Linked DNA regions of Homo sapiens: region 2 is linked to region 1. A link is a contact called in ENCODE Hi-C or POLR2A ChIA-PET data. All regions are on one chromosome and are shown on one strand. The core of a region is the stretch at or near the end of the contact, and the rest is flanking DNA. Distances in the headings are between cores, read along the strand shown. Region 1 overlaps SNX29 (sorting nexin 29). Region 2 overlaps SNX29 (sorting nexin 29).

Evidence for each region. Hi-C counts contacts between places; a loop is a spot of excess contacts on that map. ChIA-PET counts read pairs that join two places held with the same protein, here RNA polymerase II (POLR2A). Pooled maps may share reads with other maps.
Region 2: a map with no recorded cell type shows a loop between it and region 1 (30-fold over the local background). The contact joins two enhancer-like sites. A Hi-C loop is called at or near these places in 1 of 37 single-sample maps with no recorded cell type and 8 of 50 pooled maps. POLR2A ChIA-PET finds 5 or more read pairs at or near these places in 2 of 52 experiments (GM12878 and naive thymus-derived CD8-positive, alpha-beta T cell).

What each region holds. Positions count from the first base shown.
Region 1 is chr16:12,091,810-12,099,538 of GRCh38, reverse strand. The region is part of intron 11 of SNX29 (sorting nexin 29); the gene reads right to left. Among named protein-coding and RNA genes, the nearest start is that of SNX29, 120 kb to the right of the region's middle. RefSeq lists enhancers at 1,693-1,987, 1,916-2,849. Within about 2 kb of position 3,563, at least 7 of the 41 ENCODE cell types and tissues checked have a DNase peak (open chromatin) inside an H3K27ac peak, as active enhancers do.
Region 2 is chr16:12,569,077-12,576,805 of GRCh38, reverse strand. SNX29 (sorting nexin 29) reads right to left here. Exons shown (of 21, transcript NM_032167.5): 21 at 2,519-7,729. The region is part of intron 1 of SNX29-AS3 (SNX29 antisense RNA 3); the gene reads left to right. Among named protein-coding and RNA genes, the nearest start is that of SNX29-AS3, 38 kb to the left of the region's middle. Within about 2 kb of position 3,430, at least 3 of the 41 ENCODE cell types and tissues checked have a DNase peak (open chromatin) inside an H3K27ac peak, as active enhancers do.

The sequences.
Region 1 (7,729 bases), core at 2,314-4,813:
GACAGGCTGCATCTGCTCCTGTCCCTGGAGCCTCCCTGTTTAGGTCACTAAATACTGAGCTGCCAGCTGTCACCTAACTACCCAGGAACAATGCAGCACCAACTCACTGGCCCTTCCTCACACATACCCAACTCCCCTACGAGCTACACAACCCCATTCAAAAATCACGGTGCCTCTTCCTTCCTTCAGTGGAAGAGGAGATGGGAGGTTCGAGAAGAATCAGGGAGAAGGGCAGTACAAGAAAACGGAACCAAGGGCCCTGGGTTTAGTGCTGAGCTGACCACCTCGCAGACTCAGACACCACTCTCTACCTACTTTATTTTAGCCAATGTTCACAGCAAACATGTGAAAGACAGGTAATTAGTCCCATTCTGCAGAAGAGAAAACAGAACCTCAGCAAAGTCACCAGCCACAGCCATGTATCTAACAACAGCCTGAAACCTAAGTGTCTCTTTCCTCATGAAGTGCTCTGTGCTGGAGGGGAGCCACCAGTTCTCTGACCTCCCATTTTCACATGAAGTAGGTCCCCACTCCCCAGTTCCCACCCTCACTCTTTCTGTCCCGTACTCTCTGCTCCCACAATGCAGGGAGTGACCTGGCCCACTTGGGCCAGACAGGAGGCGCTCTTCCTCAGCTCAGCTCCTGTGGGTTCTCTCAGAGCCCACCCACCTGTTCACCTCCCCACAAGGTGTGCTCAGGAACTGCCCTGAGGGGGGTCTCTACCTCTGACTGTTAGACTCAGGGACGAGGTTTTGTAAGCCCACCTTCCCACAGGTTCAAAGCTCTGTTTTCCAACCAGCTTTACTGATGACAAAGCTAGCCTCTTGATCTTCACGTGTCTGTCTGTCTGGAGGAGGTGACGCCTAAGCTGTGTCTTACAGGATGAATAAGCACGACCCAGGCAAAAGAGGAGGAGAGGGGAGGGTGTCCCGGCAGACGGAAGAGCATGAAACTGAATCGGGCGCGCATGAAACTGAATCGTCTGCGCACATGAAACCGACGGTGTGTACAGACACCTGGAAGCAGCTGGGTGCTGCTGAAATGCAATGTAACGTCCCATCAAAGGGCACGCGGTGGCCACTGCAAGTGGGAGCTCCAGTATGCCCAACCCCCTATTCAACTGGGCAGCGACGTTCTTCCAGAAGGTGAACTCCAATGGTTAGAGTCCTGGACGGGGAGCAAGGTGGCTGATGTGGGAGTGGAAGAGAAATCCTTTACGGTATCCCATACGTACCTTTTGAGTTTTGTTCCATGTAAATATATACTTATGCAAAACAAAAATTTAAATACAAATTTTTAACATTAATATTTAAGGTCTAGGGCAGGAGGGAGAAGAGGAGGAGGAAAAGGAGTTGAAGGAGGGGGCAGGGGAAGGGTTAGAACTGCTGGGCTGCAACCAAAACGTAAGCACCCCGGCCACGTACTGAGCGTCCTCTGGGCCCAGCGTGTGCGGGCACTGCACATGGCAAGTGCTATTCACCTCCTTTTGGAAATAAGGAAACGGACAAAGTAAATGGCAAAGCCAGGACGTGAGCCCTTCATGTGGGACTGCAGGAGCCTGGGGTGCTCTCCTCCAGGGCGGTGCAGCTCCCCCAACTTTAATGAAGCAGCCCAGTCAGGCTACTCCTTCCCAATAAACTCACACCCAGCTGCCTCCCCACCACCCCCGCCTTCCAACTTTACAAACTGAGCTGTCCCAGCTCAAACAAAGCTGACATTTCAAACAAGTCTGACCGCGTCTCATCCCCTGAGCGAGAGGCCCATTTTGGATTGGCTCTGAATTGCATCAAACGGTTACATAAGCTGCTGCCTGGCCCAGCTGAGATAGCCGGCTAGAAACCTCCAGACCAAAAGTTGATCCTAGCTTAGAGTTCAGGGACAGCCCTTCCTGAAAGTCTGTAAACAAATTAAGAGTCTGAGCTGTTAGGGAGGTCAGGAGGAATGCAGCAGACCTCAAATAAAATGAACAAATGCTAAAAAAGACCAAAAAAAAAAATCATGTGTGGCCCAAACCAAGAGCACAGAAATGATACTGAGACCTTGTGTACTCACTGCAGCCTGGATCATTAACCACAGACAAGTGAGAGCCTGGTGAGGCAGGGAACAACCAGCCAGATGCGGGAAGTCGGCCTGAAATACAGCCCCTTCAAAATGCCCTCTGGCTTGGTGCAGGGTCTCCAGGTGAAGCTAAAACATATTCTTCCCGGAGTAAGAGCCTAGCTGTGCAACCCAGCTCCACCGGCCACTGGCTGTGTGATGCTGGCTAGGTTTATCTACCGCTAAGCACTCCCGTCTCCTCTGTGAAATGGGGATCACCGCAAGCTCTCACAGGATCGCAGACATGCGTGAGTTAACGGGTGACAAGGACAGACTCAGTACTCGGCAGCACCATCACCAATGCTTCCTCAAGGGCTTCATAATGGCGACAACAGCTCCTCAAGCCCATCCCGACATCCTGCAGTGCTTAGTGACGGAACCAGAGGTGCAGCCTGGAAGATCACTGTCAGCCCCCTTTGCACACTGCAGGGAGGTTCCCTTCTGGCCCAGCATCCCCATCTGTGCAAGACCTCCTGACCTCCCCTGCACCGAGCCCTTAACCTTTCCCTCCTGTGACCCTCTGGACCTCAGCCACCCTATCCTTGCTACATTCATCCTGCTGTCATCGGTTCCTCCTTCCCCTCCTGGGAGCAAGGAATCCAGGGTCTATATGAGTGACCAGCATCCAGCACTGGTCTTTTTCCAGGTAAGGAGTTGGGAGCTGTACTGCATAACCTAAAACTTCCATTAGGAATTTCCCACTTCACGGGGAACTCGTTCCCATGGGTGGATCGAGTGGCGGTTGTTCAGTGCCACAGATAACAAAGAGTACATCACTCCCACATGACCCCATTGCCTCCCGTTTTGCCCCATCCAATCATTCATCATTTCTTTATTACCATAAAACTCCACTAGAATGCTCTGTGGGCAGGGCCCATGTGAGAAGAGCTAACATCTCCTGAGTGCTGAGCGCAATGTCAAAGCACTCTCTGTGTATGAACTCATTTAGTCCTCACAACAGCCCATGGTGCTGGCACTCTTAAATCTGCATTATAATGATGGGGAAATTTTAACATGTGACACAGAGCTTGTGCATGGCCAAGCTGGATCCCCACCTCTGGCTCCTCAGCACCTAGAACTGCGCCCAGCACATGAGAGATGTTTGGTAAATGTTTGGTGAATGAATAAACAGATGATAAAGAAGTGAGGCATGTCTAAATGCCATCTGGAACCTTCCAATTACTAAGACACTAAGACAGTCACTGAAGGGCTAATACACAAAATTCAGTGGGAAGTTTCCCCTTTAAAGAAAGATGCCCAGCGTGAGGGATCTGTGTTGGCCACGTCACCTAGGTTCACTTCTCGGCAGTTAAGGGGCAGGGGGCTCAGACTGCAGCCGATTTAACGGCCACTGCCCCACCATCTCATCCTAAAATTTTATCATGAAGCCCTTAGCCAAGCAAGCAGCTGGCTGCGGGGCCTCGCATCTCTCTCTGATGTTACTACAGCACTCCTCAACTTCATTTCTGGAGCTGCCGAATGTTTGGAATTGTGTTGCTAGGCGATGAGCCAGAACGCCTCACTAGCGTTGAGAATCTCTTCCAATAATAGCCAAGAGGAAAAAAAAGGACCCCCTCAACACAGCCTATTGACAAGTAAGGATGTTTTTCTTGCCCTCTCTGCCCTGGCTCACAATCAAAAGCTCTAACAAATTAAAAGGAAACAAATGGGCCGGATGGTCTGGGCTCACCTGACTCTATCACCTTCACTCCCCAGCCCCAAAAAAAGGGGCAAGAAGGCAACAATCGGGATTCAAAAGCTGAATACCCACAGCTAATCAATTATATCTCATGAAAAGCAATGACACAGGGGAAATGTTTTCTGATGAGCTGCAAATTCCCTTTTAGAACAGGACCACAAAGTGACTGGCAATGCATGACTGTGCTATACTGATGGTGAACAGAAAGCTGCATGCATGCTTGATGTTTTTCAACTAGAAAAGACCACTGCTCTCAACACCACCACCACTCGCGACCTCACCACTGAAAGGGGTACCGCGCTGGACATGAAAAATTCAGATAACCACCACCCGCAGCTGCGGAAGGAAAGCGGCAGAGAAAAGACTAGGGCGCCCCCTGGTGGCTCCAATGTGGCTCTTCCTGAAATTGGCAGGAATAAAGCCTGAGCCGCTTTCTTGCAACCTCCAGCTCCCAAATAACCATATATTCAAACGAAATTAACTCAAGAGTAGAAACTTTGTTGTTAAAAAGGAGGTGAAGGGAGACAAGGCTGTTGTAAACACCAACAAATATCAACTGAATGAATTTTGATTAAGATCTAGTAAAGTAGTACCAGTGAGCTGGTTTCCGCAGCAGTGACGGTACTTCCGCAGCTACGGAGTCAGGATCACTTAGTCTGGTGCATTCCACAGGTCTGTATCATTATGCATCTACTGCCTTCCTAAATCATCATCTTCATTGCAGGAGTGATGGCACGAAAAAGCTCCCAAACATACACACACACATGCATGCGCACACACACAAACAAATGCTCCCTGGGATCTATCATTTTCTTTAGGCTCATTTTTTCCTAAGTTTCATTCCTTGACCTATGCAGGAGGCGAGAGGTTTTAAAAAAAAAGCCTAAGACAAAATACGGTTCCTGGAAAACGGCCCTGCTGCTTCCTTCTGTCTTGGGGTTTCTCAAGTACTGTCGTTTGGGACTAGATAATGCTGTGTTGGGAGGAGCTGTCCTGTTGGGAGGACCTGTCCTGTCCACCACAGGACGTTCAGCAGCATCCCTGGGCTCTACTTAGCAGATGCCGGAAGGACCCTCATCCCAGGTGTGACAACCATATATGTCCCAGACATGGCTAAATGTCCCCTGGGGGTTGCAATCACCCCCAGCTAAGAACCACCATCCTGCGTGATCACTTCCAATTTTCAGGCCTCATAGAAAGAGTAGCCTGGTTTATGTCCTCTTAACCAGAGGGAGGATTGAGGGGTAGATACCAGCTAAAGGGAACTTCAGGGCCTCTGCAGGAGGGATGGTTTCAGTAAGATGGAAAATCAGGTCAACCTATTTGCAGTTCAACAATAAGGCCCAGATGTTGTTTTCAGGAAGATTCGTCAGCAACGTACCCTTTGAGGGTGTTGTTAATGATCACACCTACCAGTTATTCAGTCTTTAAGATGCCAGATACTCTCTTGGATTTTTTTTCCAATTTTTCTTATCAAGGTATAATTTACATAGCATATAACACCCTTCGATAGCTCAGGTGGTAATTTACATAGTGTATCTTCTGAGTATCTTCCATCTGTTAGTTCATTTAATCCTCACAACTGTGTCAGAGGGGTACTATGATAGCCCCATTTTATAGACGAGAACGCTGAGGCACAGTTAGCTTAAATAACTTGCCCAGGTTCCCACTGCTAATACATGTAGGGATGTGCGTAAGAACACAGCCAGTGTAGCTGGTTTAACATCAGCAAGCAGAACAGTAAAAACAAAAATAATGATACCACGATTGCCAGTGTTGCCCCAGACACTATGTGCAATTACCACCTGCTAACTACCTGAAGTGTTTCGTGTTTCTTACTTTTTTCTAAAGCCTGGAACACTCTGAAGGAGAGTCGTGAAAGCAAAGGAACTTCTCCCCAGGAAAATCCACGTATGTGCACAAACACACAAGCACGATTTTGCACACAATTGCAAGAGGTATCTGAAATCTCTAAAACTATCTATGAGCCTCCAATGAGGTTCCCAGATACAACAGACACTTCATATAACTCCCAGGAATCCACCAAGGGGATAATATTACCACCATTTCAAGGACTGGGAAAACGAGTTCAGAGAAATTAAAGCATTTGCCCGGGGTCACATAGATCTTTCTCTTTAAGACACGGTCTCACTCTGTCACCCAGGCTGTGGTGCGATCAAGGCTCACAGTAGCCTACAACTCCTGGGTTCAAGAGATCCTCCTGCCTCAACCTTCCGAGTAGCTGGGATTACAGGCACGTGCCACCATGTCTGGCTTTTCTGTCTTCTTCTTTTGTAAAGAGAGGGGGTCTCACTATGTTGCCCAGGCTGGTTTTGAACTCCTGGCCTCAAGCAATCCTCCTGCCTTGTCCTCCCAAAGTGTTGGGATTACAGCCAGGAACCACTGCACGTAGCCACACAGCTCTTGAACAGCAGTGCTGTGGTCTGCCTGACCCATGTTCTTTCCATCCCAACACATTGCTTCTCAACTTGCCGTGATCACTGACATCAGGGCCCTACAAAACTAAAGGATGTGTAAAGTGCAGAAAGGATTTACATATCTAATATTCTAGTGGCTCTGATGATATACAGTGGCAATGTAAGGGCTGCTGGCCACTCAGAATTAAAACCTGAAGGTGACATTTGCCTTTCACAAAGACAGTTGTTGATTCACCTCTACAAACTCCATAAGACAGCATCTCAGCAAAACAGTCCACAGGGGTCTGGCACTCACACAAATACCATTCTGCCTCTTTCCAGCCCTCTTCCCACATCGGCCAACACCTGGCCTCGGGTATAAAAAGTTATGGGCCAAATGTCCAAGCCAGTGTGTTTACTGATACTGGCTTGCCTAGCCAAAAGCCATTCAAATTCACCTGAATGTCACCACATGTGTAAAGGAGACAGTAGGCAAGGGGGAAAGGAAGACACCTGTCTTTGGTATCAAAGAAACTAACGAGGTCAGGCAAGTCATGAGAAACTTCAGCAGAGTGGTTCTTTAATCACCGCAAATGAGAATGTGGATATTCTGGCTCCTTTCCCAGAACAGATGGTCAGCACCACAAAGAATCCTTGAGGGAAGCCTCCTCCACTTCATAGCTTGCGAAACTGAGGCACAGAGAGGTCAAGCGACCTACTACTCTCAGAGCCAGGATCAAAACCAAGTGTTCCCATTCACTGAGAGCAAATAGTTTGTAATGCATCATTCCACTACAACCAGCTGCATCTCCCTGACACAAGAGGAAAAAAGGTGAAAATCCACTCCCTTGAGCAACTCATATTACCAGGCCTTTACTGCATCCCGAGATAGAGACACAATGGTGATTATAACAGACTGGAGCCCGCCCTCTGGGAACTCGGTTTCAATTCATTCCTGCAGAATGCACTTTTAACTCTCCATGCTTGTTAGAACTAAAATAAACATTAGTTCCTTTGTTCCTTCCTTCCTTCCTTCCTTCTTTAAATGTCTCTTGAACAACTACTTGTCAGGCAGGATTTGGGGGAGGAGGAAAATGGCAATTAACTAGCAGACAAAGTGTGTCTACTCAGGGAGCTTGTATCCCAGTGGGGGCTACAGGAAAGAAACTAAAGAGGGGAGTGAGGTTACAGGGGGCTCTGAAACCTGAAGTCAGCAGCCAGGGAAGTGCTGCACTTGGGGGGATGGGATGAGATTGCCTGTGCTGCGCTCTTCTAGATGGACGGCCAGGGAAAGAGGGCCTCTTGCAGGAGCACCTCCGCCGAGTAGGGCTGCGAAAACAAAACACCATGGACCCGGTGCACTGTGAACGACAGGGACTGATTTTCTCACAGTTCTGGCAGCTGGAAGTCCAAGATCAAGGCACCGACAGATTCGGGATCTGGTGAGGGTCCTCTTCTTGGTTCACTGATGGCGCCTTCTTGCTGTGTCATCATTACATGGCAGAAAGGGTAAACA
Region 2 (7,729 bases), core at 2,181-4,680, 480 kb before region 1:
ACCTCTACTTCCTGAGCTGGGGAGTCACGGGTAGGAGCACTTTTGGGGCAGAAAACAAAAGATGCCTTTTAGTTTGGTTTGAGATGCTCATGAAGTGATGCAAATGGAGTGTTGGTTAGGCAGTCAGAGATGAGGCTGACATAGGTTTGGGAGTTGGGTCCACAGAGCTCTGTTGCCCAATACGGGAAGACACCAGTCATACAGGACACTGAGTCCTTGAGATGCAGTTCGTCTGAGCAGAGCTGTGCAGTGCATAAAATAACACACCAGTTTGGCAGACTTAGTACCCAAAAATGGAAAATAAATCAGTAAGATTCAAAAGGATTGCGTGTTGAAATGGCAATGTCTTGGATGTATTGGGTTAAATGAAATAAACTATTACAATTATCACCTGCGTTTTAAAAATATTTTTAATGGGGCTACTAGAATTTGTTTTTGTGAAACAGGATCTCACTCTGTTGCCCAGGCTGGAATGTAGTGCTATGATCACTGCTCACTGCAGACTTGAACTCCTGGGCTCAAGCGATCTACCTGTCCTGGCCTCCTGAGTAGCTGGGAAGACAGGAGCATGCTACCATATGTGGCTAATTAAAAAAAAAAAAAAAAAAAAAAAAAAAACTGGGCCGGGCACGGTGGCTCACTGCTGTAATCCCAGCACTTTGCGAGGCCGAGATGGGTGGATCACGAGGTTTAGGAAATCCAGACCATCCTGGCTAACATGGTGAAACCCCATCTCTACTTTAAAAAAAAAAAAAAAAATTAGCCAGGCATGGAGGCATTTGCCTGTAGGTCCCAGCTACCTGGGAGGCTGAGGCAGGAGAATGGCGTGAACCCAGAAGGCAGAGGTTGCAGTGAGCTGAGATTGGTGCCACTGTACTCCAGCCTGGGCGACAGAGCAAGACTCCGTCTCAAAAAAAAAAAAAAAAATAAAAAAAATAAAAACAAAAACAAAAAAAACAAAAAAACCTTGTTAGAGACAGGGTTTTGCTATGCTGCCCAGGCTGGTCTTGAATACCTGGCCTCAAGCTGTCCTCCTGTTTCGGCCTCCCAAAGTGCTGGGATTACAGGCCTGAGCCATTGCACCTGGCTGAAAATTTTAAATGGCATACATGGCTCACATGGTATTTCTGCTGGACAGCGCTGATGGAGGTGGCATTGGGAGGGTCACTTAGGATGGTGCAGGACAGGAGCAGCAGCCTGAAGACTGCCTTGACGTCCCTCTGCATTCCCCTAAGTGCGGCCTCCTGACTTAATGCCCATGGCAACGCAGCTGTGGGGTGCCTGGCATAGTGCCCACATCACCCCCACCCCCAGACAGAAATGGTTACGCATCGCCTCCATCTGTGACAGCCCACAGCAGCCTTTGCGCAGCCGGGCTTTAAGAGCCACCTGCAACAATGCCCTTCATGCGGCCCTGGTGGGAACTGACTTTATGCCTGGATTCTCATCCCAGGAGCCTTTCTTTTCTCTGTTACCATAACTGGGTTAAAAATGTTGCCTATTTTGTTGCAGGGTCTGAGTACTTAAGCCAGTGTAAATTATTTGGGAGGTGTGGGGGCAGTGCAGAGTTTCTTTTCATCCTTTAGGTCTCAGCTTAAAAGTCACTTTAGCCAGCCAGGTGTGGTGGCTCACACATGTAATCCCAGCACTTTTGGAAGCTGAGGTGGGTGGATCACTTGAGGTCTGAGTTCGAGACAAGCCTGACCAACATGGAAAAACCCTGTCTCTACTAAAACATAAAACTTTAGCCAGGAGTGCTGGCCCATGCATGTAATCCCAGCTACGCAGGAGGCTTGAGGCAGGAGAATTGCTTGAACCCGGGAGGCGGAGGTTGTGGTGAGCGGAGATGGCACCTTTGCACTCCAGCCTGGGCAACAAGAGTAAAAAACTGTCTCCAAAAAAAAAAGCCACTTTAGCCAAGAGGACCCCTTGGCCTTAGCCCCATGGCTCTCCACTGGCCCCCCTCCCCCCAGGGGACCTCTGGCCATGTCTGGACATCTGTCTGTTACAACTAAAGGGGTGCCCCTGGCCTCTAACAGGTGGAGGCATCCTACAATGTACGGGACGGCCCCCCACAACAGAATCATCCAGTCCCCAATGACAGCAGTGCCTAGGCTGTTGAACGTAGATTCTTGGTTGGGACCAAGAATTTCTAATTCCTGTCACTCTTGCAATATTTACTGTGGTCTGAAATTATCCGGATGGTTGACTTCTTAAAAATCTGTCTGCTTCATGTCCAGTGCGACTCCAACAGTACACCTTACCTGTCTTACTGCTGTATGCCAAGCACCTGGTATACAGTAGCCGCCTAATAATTGTTTCTTCTAGAAGTGAATACATAGGTACCTGTAATGAGGAGTGTTTTCTGTATGAAATTTTAATGCTGCATTGCCAGTTTATCCAAATCTGCCTAATTAACTCAAAATGAGATTCTGCTCCATTTCAATTCAGTTGATCCACGTGTATTAAGTTCACCTCAATCTCCAGTTGTTGAAAAAGAACTGAGACAGAGACCATCCACTGAAGTATCTAATTTATAAAATGTCACAATTTGTGTCATTGTAAAGAGGTTGATCTCAACCAGGTTGTAACAAAATTTCCACAGCTTATTCCAAAAGAAAATTTTAATACAAGAGATCTTAAAAAATTAAACACATTTGTTTAAAAATCCTATTATGTAAACCTTAACATAAGAGGGTAGTTAAGATAATACTACAGGTTTCAGGGCGTTTCCACAGACTTCTAGACCTTATGTACACACAGACTATCAGACTCTAGATATGTGGCCTGCTTACCCTTAAGGGGGTGCACTGGGAGCCGATCATGGGCGCCCCCTAGTGGGGTTACCATCGCTCCTCCATTCAAAAAAGACTCGCTTCTCTAAGAAGTCGGTGTCAGGTGAGTAAGCGTTCTACCTGACGGCTAAGCCAGGGATGAAGAGAGGCCAACATTCTTCTTAGGATGAGTCCTGGATAATAAAAATTCCAATTAGCTCTACCCCCATCCCCTTCACTCCGGGAAATTAATGGTCTCTGGGGTCACTGAGCGTTTAGTAGCTCTGGGTGCAAATGTACGATCCACCATTCCGTGTGCTACTGTCCTCAGTCCCAATTTTTGCAAGGGCATCCTCTGTCTTACCTACACTGACAGTGAATGAGTGGTGGTTCCCCTTGCCGTTCATGGAGACCAGCGGCAGAGCTGAGAAAATTTGAGGGGAAGTGGGGGAAGCCTGGGTGAGTGGTTTTCCGGTTAGGATGGGAAAACACTTACGCACCAGTAAGAACTAAATCCCTGGGCCTCTTAAACCACCAGTGAATCTAGAATCTTCCGCCAGCAGCGCTGCTCCTTAATGTCATAGGCTCAACTATCTTATTAAGGAAGCCAGATTTCTTTTTCACTTCTCTATAGAAACTAGCTATAAGGAAGGATACGCAACTTGGTTGCTGGGATTTAGAAGTAACTGTCTACTCCATGACATAATTCAGAGTACCCAAATCGGGCCCATAAGATGGCAATGGCTCATGGCTAGAGTGAGGAATACCAGAGATGACTGATCGAGGTACATTTCAACAACCATGGGATGAACTGCGGGATCCGGTCTGCCTAGAGCCGGGAGACCCTGGATGGCTACACCCTTACTTCTATTGACCAAGGAGCTGAAGCTTTATTTTGGAAACAAGATCAAGATTGTGTATTAGAAAAACATAAAGATGAACTTTCTTGGCACAGAAATGAGATAAAATATACAGTGCTACAACTGCAGAATTAGCACGGACGCCAATCTAAAAACAGCAAATATTTAACAGTAGCTTTAATGAATTAATGCACAATATTTTGAAAAATCTTTGACCTTGCTCATAAGCAGATGCCTGCCTTGAAGAAACACTCCAAGTCTGCCGTGATTCCGAGCGAAATGCCAAGGCAGAGTCAAGACAATCATTACCTTTAGGGCTGAAACCTGGGCATGAGGCTGCCCCTTCTGGGATGCCTCCTAACCAGTCTGATGTACTGGGGAAGGAGGAGTGAGGTGGGGTCTTCCTCGGGTCCCAGAAGCTGAAAACCCAGCCCTTCCTTTGCCATCAGTTCTGTGCCAAGGCTGGAAGATGCTGCTGGAGTGCAGGGCTTCCCCCGTGTGGGTGCTGCAGCTCACACAGGAGCTTGGTGGAGGAATGAAGGATGGATTCTGGGGGTAGCCGGAGGGGAGGGGGCTCACTGGGAGCCCAGAGAACATGGCTGGACCTCCCTGTGAGGAGCCAGATGGTGTCGCAGCCCCCTGTGGGGGCTTGAGCACGTGGAGCAGGAAGGCCGAGGCCTGGAACCCCAAGAACTGGTCCTCAGGGTTGGCAAAATGTACCATGCAGAACCAAGAGAGGCAGCCACTGCCGGCCTGGGCCACAGAGCCCTGCCTCAGGCTGTTGGGATATAAGCCGCCTCCAGAAGGCAGAGCCTGCTGTCCATCAACCAGGCAGGCTGGTGGGCTTCACTCCTGTTTCCAACCTGGATTGTGATCACTGGCCCCAGTACTTGTTAGTTGCATCAGCTACAGCCATGGTATCAATCCACCTGGTGTAAACGACTTTCAGGAGCCTCTGGTTTTTAAAGCACAATACTACCTGCCATGGTTCTAAGAAATTACATGGTTATCAAAATTGATCTTAATAAGCTCCAAAGTATGAAGCAGGGCCAAGGGCTGTGATCAGACCCAGTCCACATCCCTCCCCTTCCTCTTCCTAGATCTTGCAAGATGGTTCCCTTGTTTACAACTCCACTGGATGATCCCTTTTATAGCCAGCAGCTCCCTAGATGCAACTGGTGACTGGATGTGAAGATGGCTACCACCATAGACTGTAAGAGCCTCTTCCCTGAAAGTGTCTTCCTTCACCAGGGCCTGCCAGTAGAGAAATGCAGGGGGCTTTGAACCTCAGCTCCAAACTCTAAAATGCCTTGCCAGCAACGTGATTGGAGCATACTGCTAAGTGGGAATCAAAGAAGCTGGAATTTCACACTGATTGCAGGAAGAGTGGCGGAGAAGGTTCTGTCTCAGATCAGGAGTGGATGGTTGGGCTAGGTTTCTAGCAGCCTTTAAGCTCCCTCCCTTAGAAGCTTTTGTTGTCTCTCAAGGAGAGACACCTCTGCCCAGCCCTACCGTTCCTGAGTCGTCTTTCATCTGGGGGAGAAAAAAAGATGTGAAAGATGGAACCTGCTGTTCTGTTTCAGCACAGCAGGCCATGAAGACAGAAGGATTCGGTGTGGATTCTTCCTCCCAGCAAAGGGTGGTCCCAGGAATCCAAGGCCCTTGAGAGGTGGGCCACCCTCGTTCCTCTCTGAGTAGGGGAGGGGGCTTCTGTTCTCAGATGTTGTTTGAAAATCTCCGAGTAATCTTAGAAGAAGACAGATGTGAGGTGCAAGCAATCCTTTCCTCAGGGGTGTCTTCGCCACTCATGGATAAGGTCGTGGCTTAGCCCTCAGAATTGAATCCAGGCTGACAGGCAGTTGACACATTTCCAGGGTGTGGAATTTGGGCACCAGGTTTCAGCCACAATTCTGCTAGGCCTGGGTGTTTCTGCTCCATAACTCCAGGAACTGGGAACCCTGCCAGTTGTTTGTTGCCTGAAGTTCATCCCACCACACTAGAGAGCAGGACGGGATTCTTCTGAGCAGCAAGATGGACCCAATCATTGCAGAACATTCTATGGGATTCCAAAGGGAAGGCTTCGGGGAGTTGCTGTCATGTGCGGGCCACCAGCATTTTTAGAGTGAGAATGAGAGGAGATGGTCTGGATCTGCGAGATGACTCGACTCTACGGTCTGTGCATGATCATGGGGGAGGTACCAGGAGCAGGCAGCTGGGGATGGTCCCCATGTGGCTCCCAGGAACATGCTCTCATTTTGGAGAGCAGACCAGGTTTTTTGTGAATAATTCAGTATTATAAAAGTAGGAGGCAGTTTCTCCCACCAGTTCAATACCAGCTGAGAGCATACTTGTTTCTCACGGGTTAGTATCTCTCAGCAATGGGGGACTGTTGCATTATTATCATGTGCAGAATGTCCAAGGTGCTTCCTCGTGGGGTATCTGGAGAGAGACCAATTCACATCCTGTGCTTTGGGGGCAGGTGTCAGAAAAGGTGCAGGTCATAAGCCTGGGCCCAAGGGAATGTCACAGATGGGGGAGGTTCCTTTATCCAACAGAGAACAGGGAGATGACCTCCAGGGTAGCTACCCAGGCCAGGGAGGCACTCCTGAGACAGTCTCTGAGCTGGCATCAAACACCTACTTCAAAATGACCGATGTGGCATAAACCCAACCTAAGGGGTCATGACATACAGCAGATTGAGCTTTTAGACGTTTCCTGCCTCAGTCCATTAGGGCTCTCTATTTAGAGTTGCCAGTCATGTGAGCTGATGTGCACTCTGGCCTTGGAATTTCAGATAAACCATGTGTATTGCAGCAATGTTGGCAGGTGAGTGGGAGGGAGACCAAGTTGCCTTTACAGGATGTCTCGGGTCCTCCACACTCGCAAACTGACTGCAGGGTCCGCACCTCCATACATGCTCCAGCTCATTTGGTCTCACCGGGGCAGGGCTTATCTGGCCCCAGGTCCCCTTGGAAGTCATGTAGGCTGACTCGGTTTCTCTGGGGTGGGGGGGCGCTGTGTGTGAGTGATCTCAGCCTTCCTTAAAGGCCATGAACAATCTTCCTTTTTGCTACGAGGGGAAGGCACAGTATAAACCTTCCAGATGATTCTCCAGAGATGTCCTCGAGCCTAGGAGATGCTCCATGCTCACCTGGGCAGTTCTCATTTTAAGCCACTGAGTTGAAGCAGTTCCAGGACAAGCCCATGGCTTACCATCTAACCGTCACCTTCCACCTGCTTTTCTCCTCAGGTTCTGCTGTGTCTCTGCCTCAGATTAAGGCGAAACACACAAACTTACTCTTGCATAGTCCATTTCACGACATCCTTCCTAGTTAGTTTACCCTAGAAATGCAAACTGCCACAACTTTGCTGAGCATCTGAGGACGGCTATTGCTCTGTGAGGTGCTCTGATGTGAGCTCACTGGAGGAGGAGCCCTGGGGGCTGCCCAGCTGCTGGTCCCCATCCTCCTCTCCACCTGCCAAGGTCCCTGTACTCTGAGAGCCACCTGACATGGGAGGAACAGAGGACTCTGTCTTAGGGGATGCAGAGTTCTGTTATCAAGGACAATGTCGGGGGCAGACGGGATGGAAAATGTTTTTAGTGGAGAGACACATGATCTGTTAAGTGTCCACACTGGGTCCAACTTCATAGTCATGGAGCCTGGTTTGAAAACCCTGGAACCTTCTGCAGTGGTTCCCTGACCCAAGTCTCTCATGACTGTAGGGCCAATGCTACTTTGGACACGCTGGATGACGCCGGGTTACTAGGTTGCTGCTGATGGCTGGGCCAGATGTCTGAGTCCCCCCACTCCAAGCCTGGCGAGGGCCTAGGTGGCCTCAGGCTATGGAGGGCACTGGTCCTTCCTGAAGCCAGCCATGGGGGAGGTAGGGGAAGTTCTCTGAACTCAAGTTGCACATCACTAATGGCTCCTTGCCAAAGCCACAGGAATATCCCTCTGGAAAAGTGAGCTGTGACAGTGCCAGGTGTCTAATGACTGTTGGTGGAAAATGCAGTGAAAGGAACCATGCCCCCCCCCCCCCCCCCCCCCGCAAAGCCAGCCATCCCTAGGTTAGGCCAGGTAATAACCTTAAAAA